2 separate regions of the Homo sapiens genome follow, and region 2 is linked to region 1. Evidence: chromatin contacts called from ENCODE Hi-C or POLR2A ChIA-PET data. All regions are on one chromosome and are shown on one strand. The core of a region is the stretch at or near the end of the contact, and the rest is flanking DNA. Distances in the headings are between cores, read along the strand shown.

Region 1 (6,203 bases), core at 3,148-5,647:
CCTCAGCCCCCCAGGTAGCTGGGACTACATGCGCATGCCACCATGCCTGGCTAAATTTTTTTTTTCTGTATTTTTGTAGAGATGGGGTTGTGTCACGTTGGCCAAGCTGCTCTTGAACTCCTGAGCTCAAGTGATCTGCCCACCTCAGCCTCCCAAAATGCTAGGATTACAGGCGTAAGCCACCACACCTGGCCAATTTTTAATTTTTTTATTCCAAAGCCAGAACTTTTAAGTCAATTCTTATCCTCCCATCCCTCCACCGAGGTCCCCATTTTCCACAATAATCAATCACCAAGTTCTTTCGGTTTTAGCTACTAAACATTCTTTAATATGTCCTTTCCATGCTTGTTCTAGCCTCTGACCTAGTTCAAGAACTCCTCATCTCTTCCTTTAACTACTAAAATACCTCCTATTTCCCTCCCTGCCCCCAGTCCTTCTCCTTTTCAGTCTGTCCCCCAGAGAACAACTCAAATAATCTACCTAAAATGGAAGGCTGACTATGACTATGACTCCCCTACACATCACCCATTGGTTCAAGTCCAATCTCCTTGACACAGTATGACATTCCCTCCATGATATCTTTTTTATATAGTGTATTCTAGCAGGACTAAGCTACATCAAGTTCCTTGAACAAGGATACATTCACATGCTTCTGTGTTGGGCAGGCTGAATTAAGAGATCCTTTCCTCTCCTCACCTCTATCACTATGCCTGCCCCATCACATCTAAATTCCCCACACCCACCCTTCCAAATTGGGCTGCAGAAAATAGGTCTTACTCACATTTGTTAATCCTAGAGCCTAGCATTTTTTTCCTTCATTCAATGAGCAATTAATCTAGTGCCTACTACTTCCCAGGGTTCTGGGAAAACAACGTTTCAGTCTTCATGGATCTGATATTCTAGTGAGGGGACTCCAGGACCTACATAACAGGCGCTCAAGATCTTGTACTCATAATAAAAAATTCTGAAAATCAAGCAAATGAAAGAGTCTTTTTAAACCACTGTCTAAGCACACTGTCTGGGACACTGCCGTGACTCACTTTTCCTTTAAACAACAAATATGGCGGTGACTAAGGCAACTTAAGTAACAGACTGAACTGCCCTCACCATGGATCCTGTGGTCTTTAGCAAATGATAATCCAATTAACTAGCAGGAAATATTTTCCCACATACATGGAGATATAACCTCACATTCAAATAATCCTCTGGAGCAGGAAGGGAATGAATAATAGCCCATTTAAGTGAACATTTTGAAAAGCTGTAGAAGATTAAAGATTTCTAAAGATACCTTAAGATATTATCACATTAGTAAGCTATTTCTCCCACTTAGAAACCCTATCCTGTTTATATTAGAAGAGGCAAATTGACATATTTCCTCTTTCCCTAATATGTACTTGGTAGGTAACTTCCTAAACAACTTTTATTCATGGATGATACAATAAATGATTCACTATTTTCCACAAAAGGAATAACTGAGGAGAGTAAGATTATTATAAGAAACACAAATCTTGAAATAACTGTGTTCTCCTCTTTGCTTCCCCCATTTAAGTTAGCTCTCTCCAATAAACATCTTTCTGGATTTCTAAATGTCTGGATTTTTGCCTTTGCTGATCAACTTCTTCATGAGTTTTCATGATTTTTCAGAACACAGTGTCCCTTTAGCCTCTCCAACCCCAAAGAGCTCTTCTACTTTTGAGGTGTGAATTTCAATTAGTTTCCTGAGCAACATCTCTATAAAGCTGTCTTGCAAGTGAATCAAACTAAACATGTTCGTTTTCCCAACCTGCAGCAAACCTGCTCCCTGACTGTGTAAGGGACACAGCTCAGGAAGGCACACCATCCTTTATGCAGATGCTCAAGCCAAAAATCTGGTGCCATCCTTGATTCACTCCCTCTCTTCCTTATCCTCACATTCAGTTGAGCTCTATCTCATTGTTTCTTCTTCCTCAGTGTCTCCCAACTGTGCTGACTTTGCTACATGCTTACTGCCCTCTCCCTAACACAGGCGTTCATAACTTTTCACCTGGATGACTACTTGATAATTGGTCACTATGCATCTGTGATTCCCATATCTGTCTAGCAGATAGAAGTGAGCTTTTCGGAATATAAATCTGACCATGTTACTGTTCTAACTGACAATACTGAATGTCCTTCCACGGTCCAAAGAGCAGAGTTCAAATTCCTTAATGTGGCCTCTGGGCCCTCAGTGACCTGACCCCTGTCTACCTCTCAAACATCATCTCTCACCATACTTCTCGCCAATAAGCCATACCCAAATGTGTAGGTTTCTTGATATCTCACACTTTTAAACCTCCATGCCTTTGTGCAGGCTGCTTCTTTGGCTCACAGAACACCTTTCTTCTCTGGGAAAAGAATCTCTGAGCTAGGTTAGCTTTCCCCTCTCTGTTTTTCACACTCATCATACTTTGTAACCACTTGCCCTACTCCTGTCTTCCCACTAGAATGTAAGTACTAGGAAGAGGAATCATGTCTGTTTTGTTCATTCCAGTATTCTCAGCACTGAGCACAATGTAGTCAGAGTAAATACTTGTTAACTAAATGTGTAGTGTGATTCTAACTGAAAATTCACCATTAAGAATTGAGAATGAACATAATTATTAGAAAACATGGGAAATTTTCTCCCAAATGGCACAACTGGTCACATTTGATCTTTGGTGGGTATCTGTAACATTCCAGAGTTTAAATCCTGAATGTTACGTCTGTAGTCAAATTTGCACTTACTCAGACCTATAATCAATCAGGCTGGTGTTTAGCTGCCCAAGTTGACATCCGGGCTGACTCATTTTAACTTCACTGTTTGAGGTTAGCTTCCTCAGCTGTTGTAGCACTGTAATTGTCAATCATTTGCCTTTTAGTTCAGAGTTTAACTGACTTGGAGGAAGAAAACAACAGAAGACTTATTTTTTTCAATCTTTTAGCAGAAAACAATTAGTATACTTCCCCATAGATATCCATTTACAATTCTCTTAAATTACATATATGCTTCAGAAGAAAATAAAAACAGAGACTAGAACTCGAGGCCATACTCCTAAGTTTTTTGTTTTTTGTTTTCTTGAGACAGGATCTTACTCTGTTGCCCAGGTTTCCCAGGCTGGAGTACAGTGGTACAATCACAGCTCACTGCAGCCTCAACCTTCTGGGCTCAAGCCATACTCCCACCTGTCAGCCTCCTGAGTAGCTGGGTCTATAGGTGCACATCACCACACCCGGCTAATTTTTGTATGTTTTGTAGAGATGGGGTTTCATCATGTTACCCAGGCTGGTCTCAAATTCTTGGGCTCAAGTGACCCGCCTGCCTCAGTCTCCCAAAGTGCTGGGATTACAGGCATGAGCCATCGTGCCTGGCCTATATTCCTAAGTTTTTAACTTGTCCTCTGTAGATAAAATTTTAATATACAGTCTTTAAAAATAAAACCTGAGCTTTCCTCAAATGCTAAAAACTAAATAAAGCATTTTAACCTTTACTCCATTCAGTCAACAAATATTCCCCCAGGCACTTCAGCCTTGTGGTAAGTGCTGTGGGGGAATTATATTTTGATGTGTTTTATAATGTGCTTTGATTCTCTACTTCTTGTCACTCTGTGACCCTTCAGACAACAGCTGGCGATTCTGCTCCTATGTGTCAGGAAAAGGTTCTTACAAAAGAACACAGGATAAAAATCCTGGGCCTTTAAGCTTCAAAAGCCCAAGCCCTGAAAGACTTGGGGCATAACATTTTTCAAAACCATGTAATCAGTTGGAACATTTTTTCCACCCCCAGATTAGGAAAAGAATCTATGTCAAAAGGAAAGGAGCAAATATGAGAAAAGGGGAGAGAAGAGGTGGAGGGGAAGAAGATGAGAAGGGAGAGGAGGAAAGGAGAGGACAGGGGAAAAGAGGAGGGGAGGGGAGAGCCAGAGGGAAGCAAATGCTGAGAAATTCATCATATGGGGGGTCTGTTCTAGACCTTCTCACTTTCTATCCAGCTAGAGAGAAAGTTGGAACCCCCGGGTAGGCTTGGGGGCCTAAGTAGATGGGAACCCATTCCACCTTTCCCAGTAGGGTTCATAAAAGCAATAAGACAGAGTGTTCCTGTGCTCGTCATTGTATCAGTTAAGAGTCAACGGGAAAAGCAGAAACAACCCTGAGCATGCAAAACTGAGGAGATTTAATTTTAATGGGGGAATGGCTACATAGGTGGTAGAGAAACTGAGAAGCCAAATGGGACAGTGACAAAATCTAGAGCTTAGCAGCAGTAGGAAGCCACTACTGTCCCTATGCTGGAAGGACAATGGGAAGATATGATGTTATTGAAGCCCAGAGGCCGACTTCATTCAGGGAAGCTGGAACCACAGCAGGCCTGTGGTTCAGAGGGGAGTAGAACACTAAGGAAATGCAGCTGATGATGATGATGCAAAGAAAGGTAGAGGAAAACCCTGGAATGTCCCTTCTACTGGCCCTGTAATCACTCAGAAATGTCTCACAAGCACCAACCCTAACATGGAATCTAGTTGACTTGTGTGAGTCACCCTGTAGCAGAGCAAGGGGAGGGTGAGTCATGAGTTTGAGGGCAAACACATTCATGATGTGGGAGCAAGAAAATGTCTCCAGCAGGTGTCTAGGACTGTGGACCTAAGACAGCCTCACAGGATCTCCATGACCCAGGAAGACCCAGAGGAGCCCAGAGCAAGGCAGACACGACAGGGAAACCTGAAGACTTGAAGGGGCCTTGGAGTTGGAACAAGGAAGAGACATCAGGGATCCACCTGGACGGGAAACTAAACACCAAATGGGCCCTCGTACATCTCAGTGAATTCCAGCTTGGACAGAAGACAACATTGAGAAGACCAGACACTGACCCTGCCATAATGAGTTGACTCCATGGTACTGCTTCCTACCCACAATCTCACATCACTCATGGACGATATGGAAGGGAAGAGGAGGTCATCTAGCAGAAAGGAGGCTGAATCCAAGTTCATTCATAGATAAAGAAAGGAAAGAACCTAGACCAATGAACAGATCTAGTCCTTCATTTAAAAGACCCCACCGAATGTTGACGAAGGATAAACACATAACAGATGTCTGCAATGCAGTGAGAAATAGAAACGGTTCATGTTAAAGGATACACTGGGGCTGGAGATGCAAGCAGAGAAATTCCAGTGCTTGCCTGCAAGGTAGGGCTTCTCAGAGAAGGCCCTCATAGACAGTTGATATTTCAGGGATGAATAGGGATTTAGCAAGCAGATGGAGGAGGGATCCTTACCTCCCTATATCTTCCTATATCCCTCCTATATAGGAAGGATATAGGATATAAGATATTGTCTTCCTATATCCCTCCAAATGCATGATTTTCAAGAGAAGTCCATATATTCCTTGTATAACTATAGCCCATAGTTCTTTCAGAAACATGGCAAATCTCTCAGGGTTATCCTCCTTTTGATTAGTAAATGGGGCAGTCCCAGAGGGATAAGATGGATGTGGCCTGAGTCTCAACCCTGATGAATACAATCAGCAGCTTGCAGGAAATGAATTCCATATCCTTTTGTAGATTTGTTGAGGCCATTTCTAGAGTTTAGTCTTGAACTAAAGACTTAGATCTCAAGGCATTCGGGTAGTCTCATAAAATGTGCAATCCGTAAGAAAAATATAGTTAAGCCATCTAACATATATTATCTCCATACTGACCAAACTTCTGTAATGAAACAAATCTCAAATTATCATGACATACTCTTATCTGTCATGACTTTCCCCAAAATACTGTATTTTGCTATTTTTTAAACAGAGAAACATGACTGTTGATTCAAAGAAACTTTTCTATCACCCTTCTAGAAACAATATCCCTAAACTTAACTTTTATAATAGAATAACAAATAAAACATATTATTGTTCTCTCCATTATTTACAAAATAGCAAATAATTGTATTATAGAAAACAATAAAAGTCATTGTACTGTTTTGAATTTTTTTACCTCATTAGAGATGTCTGTTCCAGAGAGATCTATTGATACCAAGGAAAAGATGTTTACAATATATCCAATTCCTTGGGCAGTCAAATGTTCACAATTTCGTAAACTCAAGTAGTTTAAATTAGGGCAGCTAAAAGAAAGTAGCATGGATTAATTTTAGCTGTCAATCATATTGTCAGTAAGCAATTTCTTCATATAAAAACTATCTTGGGAAAACAAATGGTATTGAAGCAAAGAT
Region 2 (6,203 bases), core at 1,435-3,934, 160 kb after region 1:
CCCATTAATTTTTAATTTTGTAAGATATCCATTTACTATATGTAAAAAAATGCATTTAAACAACAGCTATAGAAAAAAAGTTTCAGTTCTATAAAATACTTAAAGTATCTAGTAAAGTATTAAGAATCTGGTAAGAACCAAATGTAAAATAAATGTAAATCATTAACTTTATATTATAATTTTTAGCTTCCAGCATATTGTAATATTATTTTTCTTCTGGCAGGCAATTCCCTTTTTTGCTCAGTTAACCTGTGAATCAAAAGATTATATATGAAATTGTCTTAACATAATTCACCATATTATAAAGTACCATGCCTTTACTTCATTAATGAGCTTCATTTATATCCCACATAGTATCATTCTAGAATAGGGGTCTCCAACCCCCAGGCCACAGACTGGTACAGGTCCATGGCCTGTTAGGAACTAGGCCACACAGCAGGAGGTGAGCAGTGGGCAAGCGAGCATTACCTCCTGAGCTCCACCTCATCAGCCGCAGCATTAGATTCTCATGGGAGCACGAACCCCACTGTGAACTGTGCATGCAAAGGATCTAGGTTGTGCATTCCTTATGAGAATCTAACTAATGCCTGATGATCTGAGGTACAACAGTTTCATCCTTAAATCACCCCCACCACCCCACCACAGTCCATGGAAAAAATTTCTTCCACAAAACCAGTCTCTGGTACCAAAAAGGTTGGTGACCACTGTTCTAGAATAATAATAGCAAAACAGAATGGGGATTATAAATATGTGTTGAATGGATATGCCTAATTTAAATCCCTCCCAACTCAGATTTTTTTTTTATTTTTCAAAAGCCCTACAAGTTAATAACAATGGCAAAAAGAAGCCATGTCTTTAATACAGAGAGAACATATCTTTATATATAGCAGCACGGCATGGTATGAAGTGTTGAATTTTTCATGATGAGTCATTTTTCTTATTTCTTGATCTTCTGCAAATTACTGATTTATTTATTTATTTATTTTTGAGACAGAGTCTCAATCTGTCACCCAGACTGGAGCACGATCTTGGCTCACTGCAATCTCCACTCCCCGGTTCAAGTGATTCTTGTGCCTTAGTCTCCTCAGTAACTGGGATTACAGGTGTGCACCACCACACGTAGCTAATTTTTGTATTTTTAGTAGAAATGGGGTTTCACCATGTTGCCCAGGCTGCTCTTGAACTCCTGGCCTCAAGTGATCTGCCCACTTCGGCCTCCCAAAGTGTTGGGGTTACAGGCACAAGCCACAGTGCCTGGCCCAAAAGAGTCTTTAATACCTAAAGGGCTTTTGTGCCTGGACAGAAACGCTCACTAACATTTGTACTTTAATGCTTTTTACCAATAAACACATATTTAAATAAATACAATTTTGGAAACTCAATGTTTCTTAAACATGTTCATGTTTGTTACCAACTTCATTAAGTAAAGTCCCTGAAATAATTTAAACTACAATTACAATTTACAAAGCCATTCCTTAGAACACCTAAAATGCCATAAATAGCAGACAGAATATACATAAATATCATATCATTATTATATGTTACACTTAAACTTATCCTAAACAACATGAATCTAGTTCATATCTTCATTACTTCCACACTTTACTTAATGTTTTACTCCTTCCTGATTACAGTAATGTTTATTTTGATGCCTTATCAGATAACAGTAATGTACTCAGTTTCAAAAGAAATGAAATACCTTTGCAGAGCCAACAAGGATACAGGATCAACCAACTGATTATCAACCAACTGATTCTTATTTGGGGCACAGGCATTGTCTGCCTCTCCCAAATGATTAAAACTCCAGCCCCTAAGGGTCTTAAGATTAAGTTTCCTTTCCACAGTTAAACTTTGTTCATCAGTAAGACTTTTCAAATCCATATCTTTCATTTACATTTTAGGGTTTTTTTTACACGATGCTCCTCTGTGATAGCATTATTTTAAAATATTTTGTATTTTATTTTATTATTTTAAAAGACACAGTGGGTCACGCCTATAATCCTAGCACTTTGGGAGGCTGAGGTAGGAAGATCTCTTGAGGCCAGGAGTTTGAGACCAGCTGGGGCAACACAGTGAGACTCTGTCTGTACCAAAGGAAAAAAAAATTAGCCAGGTGTGGTAGCTCACATCTAGTAGTCCCAGCTACTCAGGAGGCAGAGGCAGGAGGATTGTTTGAGCTCAGGAATTCAAGGTTACAATGAACTATGATCATGCCACTGCACTCCAGCAAGAGTGACAGAGTGAGACCCTGTCTGTAAAAGAATATTTTTGGGCATGCTTCCAAGATGGCCGAATAGAAACAGCTCCGGTCTGCAGCTCCCAGCGAGATCCACGCAGAAGACGGATGATTTCTGCATTTCCAGCTGAGGTATCTGGTGCACCTCACTGGGACTGGTTGGACAGTGGGTGCAGCCCACAGAGGGCGAGCTGAAGCAGGGTAGGGCATCGCCTCACCCAGGAAGTGCAAGGGGTCAGGGGATTTCCCTTTCCAAGCCAAGGGAAGCCATGACAGACTGTACCTGGGAAAACGGTACATGCCTGACCAAATACTGAGCTTTTCCCACAGTCTTCGCAACCTGCAGACCAGGAGATACCCTCCCTCCCATGCCTGGCTCGGTGAGTCCCACACCCATGGAGCCTTACTCACTGCTAGCGCAGCAGTCTGAGATCGACCTGCGACACTGCAGATTGGCGGGGGGAGGGGCATCTGCCATTGCTGAGGCTTGAGTAGCTCACAGTGTAAACAAAGAGGCCAGGAAGCACAAACTGGGCGGAGCCCACCACAGCTCAGCAAGGCCTACTGCCTCTATAGATTCCACCTCTGGGGACAGGGCATAGTAGAACAAAAGGCAGCAGACAGCTTCTGCAGACTTAAACGTCCCTGTCTGACAGCTCTGAAGAGAGCAGTGATTCTCTCAGCACGGCGTTCAAGCTCTGAGAATGGACAGACTGCCTCCTCAAGCAGGTCCCTGACCCCCATGTAGCCTGACTGGGAAACATCTCCCAGTAGGGGCTGATAGACACCTCAAACAGGCGGGTGCCCCTCTGGGACGAAGCTTCCAGAGGAAGGATCAGGCAGCAATATTTGCTGTTCTGCAGCCTCCACTGGTGATACATAGGCAAACAAGGTCTGGAGTGGACCTCCAGCAAACTCCAACAGACTGGCAGCTCAGGGGTCTGACTGTTAAAGGAAAACTAACAAACAGAAAGGAATATCATGAACATCAACAAAAATGACATCCACACCAAAACCCCATCTGTAGGTCACCAACATCAAAGACCAAAGGTAGATAAAACCACAAAGATGGGGAGAAACCAGAGCAGAAAAGCTGAAAATTCCAAAAGACACAGGGCCTATTCTCTTCCAAAGGATCGCAGCTCCTCGCCAGCAAGGGGACAAAACTGGATGGAGAATGAGTTTGACAAGTTGACAGAAGTAGGCTTCAGAAGGTGGGTAATAACAAACTTCTCTGAGCTAAAGGAGCATGTTCTAACCCATCCCAAGGAAGCTAAAAATCTTGAAAAAAGATTAGATGAATGGCTAACTAGAATGAATAGTGTAGAGAAGACCTTAAATGACCTGATGGAGCTGAAAACCATGGCATGAGAACTTCATGATGCATGCATAAGCTTCAATAGCTGATTCCATCAAGTGGAAGAAAGGATATCAGTGATTGAAGATCAAATTAATGAAATAAAGCAAGAAGACAAGATTAGAGAAAAAAGAGTGAAAAGAAATGAACAAAGCCTCCAAGAAATATGGGACTAGGTGAAAAGACCAAATAAATATACATTTGATTGGTGTACTGGAAAGTGACAGGGAGAATGCAATCAAGTTAGAAAACACTCTTCAGGATATTATCCAGGAAAACTTCCCTAACCTAGCAAGGCAGGCCAACATTCAAATTCAGGAAACACAGACACCAACACAAAGATACGCCTTGAGAAGAGCAACTCCAAGACACATAATTGTCAGATTCACCAAGGTTGAAATGAGGGAAAAAATGTTAAGGGCAGCCAGAGAGAAAGATTGGGTTACCCACAAAGGGAAGCACATCAGACTAACAGGGGATCTCTCGGCGGAAACCTTATAAGCCAGAAGAGAGTGGGGGCCAATATTCAACATTCTTAAAGAAAAGAATTTTCAACCCAGAATCTCATATCCAGTCAAACTAAGTTTCATAAGTGAAGGAGAAATAAAATCCTTTACAGACAAGTAAATGCTGAGAGATTTTGTCACCACCAGGCCTGCATTACAAGAGCTCCTGGTGGAAGCACTAAATATGGAAAGGAACAACCGGTACCAGCCACTGTAAAAACATTCCAAATGGTAAAGACCATCGATGCTATGAAGAAACTGCATCAATTAACAGGCAAAATAACCAGCTAATATAATAACAGGATCAAATTCAAACATAACAATATTAACTTTAAATGTAAATGGGCTAAATGCCCCAATTAAAAGACACAAACTGGCATACTGGATAAAGAGTCAAGACCCATCAGTGTGTTGTATTCAGGAGACCCATCTCATGTGCAAAGATGCACATAAGCTCAAAATAAAGGGATGGAGGAATACTTACCAAGCAAATGGAAAGCAAAAAAAAGCAGGGGTTGCAATCCTAGTCTCTGATAAAACAGACTTTAAACCAACAGAGATCAAAAAGAGACAAAGAAGGCCACTACATATTGGTAAAGGGATCAATTCACCAAGAAGAGCTAACTATCCTAAATATATATGCACCCAATACAGGAGCACCCAGATTCATAAAGCAAGTCCTTAGAGACCTACAAAGAGACTTAGACTCCCACACCATAATAATGGGAGACTTTAACACCCCACTGTCAACATTAGACAGATCAATGAGACAGAAGGTTAACAAGGATATCCAGGACTTGAACTCAGCTCTGGACCAAGGAGACCTAATAGACATCTAAGAACTCCACACCCCAAATCAACAGAATATACACTCTTCTGAGCATCACGTCGCACTTATTCTAAAATTGACCACATAATTGGTAGTAAAACACTCCTCACCAGATGTAAAAGAACAGAAATCACAAAAAACTGTCTCGCAGACCACAGTGCAATCAAATTAGTACTCAGGATTAATAAACTCACTCAAAACTGTACAACTACATGGAAACTGAACAACCTGCTCCTGAATGACTCCTGGCTAAATAAATAATAAAATTAAGGCAGAAATAAACATGTTCTTTGAAACCAAGGAGAACAAAGACACAATGTACCAGAATCTCTGGGACATATTTAAAGAAGTGTGTAGAGGGAAATTGATAGCACTAAATGCCCACAAGAGAAAGCAGGAAAGATCTAAAATCGACACCCTAAAATCACAATTAAAAGAACTAGAGAAGCAAGAGCAAACACATTCAAAAGCTAGCAGAAGGCAAGAAATAACTAAGATTAGAGCAGAACTGAAGGAGAGAGTCACAAAAAACCCTTCGAAAAACCAATGTATCCAGGAGCTGGTTTTTTGAAAAGACCAACAAATTGATAGACCGATAGCAAGACTAATAAAGAAGAAAAGAGAGAAGAATCAAATAGATACAATAAAAAATGATAAAGGGGTTATAACCACCGATCCCACAGAAATACAAACTACCATCAGAGAATACTGTAAACACCTCTATGCAAATAAACTAGAAAATCTAGAAGAAATGGACAAATTCCTGGACACATACACCCTCCCAAGACTAAATCAGGAAGAAGTTGAATCTCTGAATAGACCAAAAACAGGTTCTGAAATTGAAGCAATAATAGCCTACCAACCAAAAAAAGACCAGGACCAGACGGATTCACAGCCAAATTCCACCAGAAGTACAAACAGGAGCTGGTACCATTCCTTCTGAAATTATTTCAATCAATAGAAAAAGAGAGAATCTTCCCTAACTCTTTTTATGAGGCTAGCATCATCCTGATACAAAAGCCTGATAGAGACAAAACTAAAAAAGAGAATTTTAGGCCAATATCCCTGATGAACATCAATGTGAAAATCCTTAATAAAATACTGGAAAACTGAATCCAGCAGCACATCAAAAAGCTTATCCACCACAATCAAGTTGGCTTCATCCCTGGGATGCAAGGCTGGTTCAACATATGCAAATCAATAAACATAATCCATCACATAAACAGAACCAATGACAAAAACCACATGATTATCTCAATAGATGTAGAAAAGACC

The links. A loop is a pair of places that touch in the nucleus more often than their neighbours do. ChIA-PET counts read pairs that join two places held with the same protein, here RNA polymerase II (POLR2A).
Region 2: a map of colonic mucosa shows a loop between it and region 1 (2.0-fold over the local background). The contact joins two enhancer-like sites. A Hi-C loop is called at or near these places in 1 of 168 maps with a recorded cell type or tissue (colonic mucosa). POLR2A ChIA-PET finds 5 or more read pairs at or near these places in 1 of 52 experiments (HepG2).

The regions. Positions count from the first base shown.
Region 1 is chr7:102,871,499-102,877,701 of GRCh38, forward strand. It overlaps FBXL13 (F-box and leucine rich repeat protein 13), which reads right to left. Exons shown (of 21, transcript NM_001394494.2): 17 at 5,969-6,095. Among named protein-coding and RNA genes, the nearest start is that of LRRC17, 38 kb to the right of the region's middle. RefSeq lists an enhancer at 4,058-5,257. Within about 2 kb of position 4,398, at least 7 of the 41 ENCODE cell types and tissues checked have a DNase peak (open chromatin) inside an H3K27ac peak, as active enhancers do.
Region 2 is chr7:103,035,552-103,041,754 of GRCh38, forward strand. All of the region lies in intron 3 of FBXL13 (F-box and leucine rich repeat protein 13), which reads right to left. Among named protein-coding and RNA genes, the nearest start is that of FBXL13, 36 kb to the right of the region's middle. Within about 2 kb of position 2,685, at least 4 of the 41 ENCODE cell types and tissues checked have a DNase peak (open chromatin) inside an H3K27ac peak, as active enhancers do.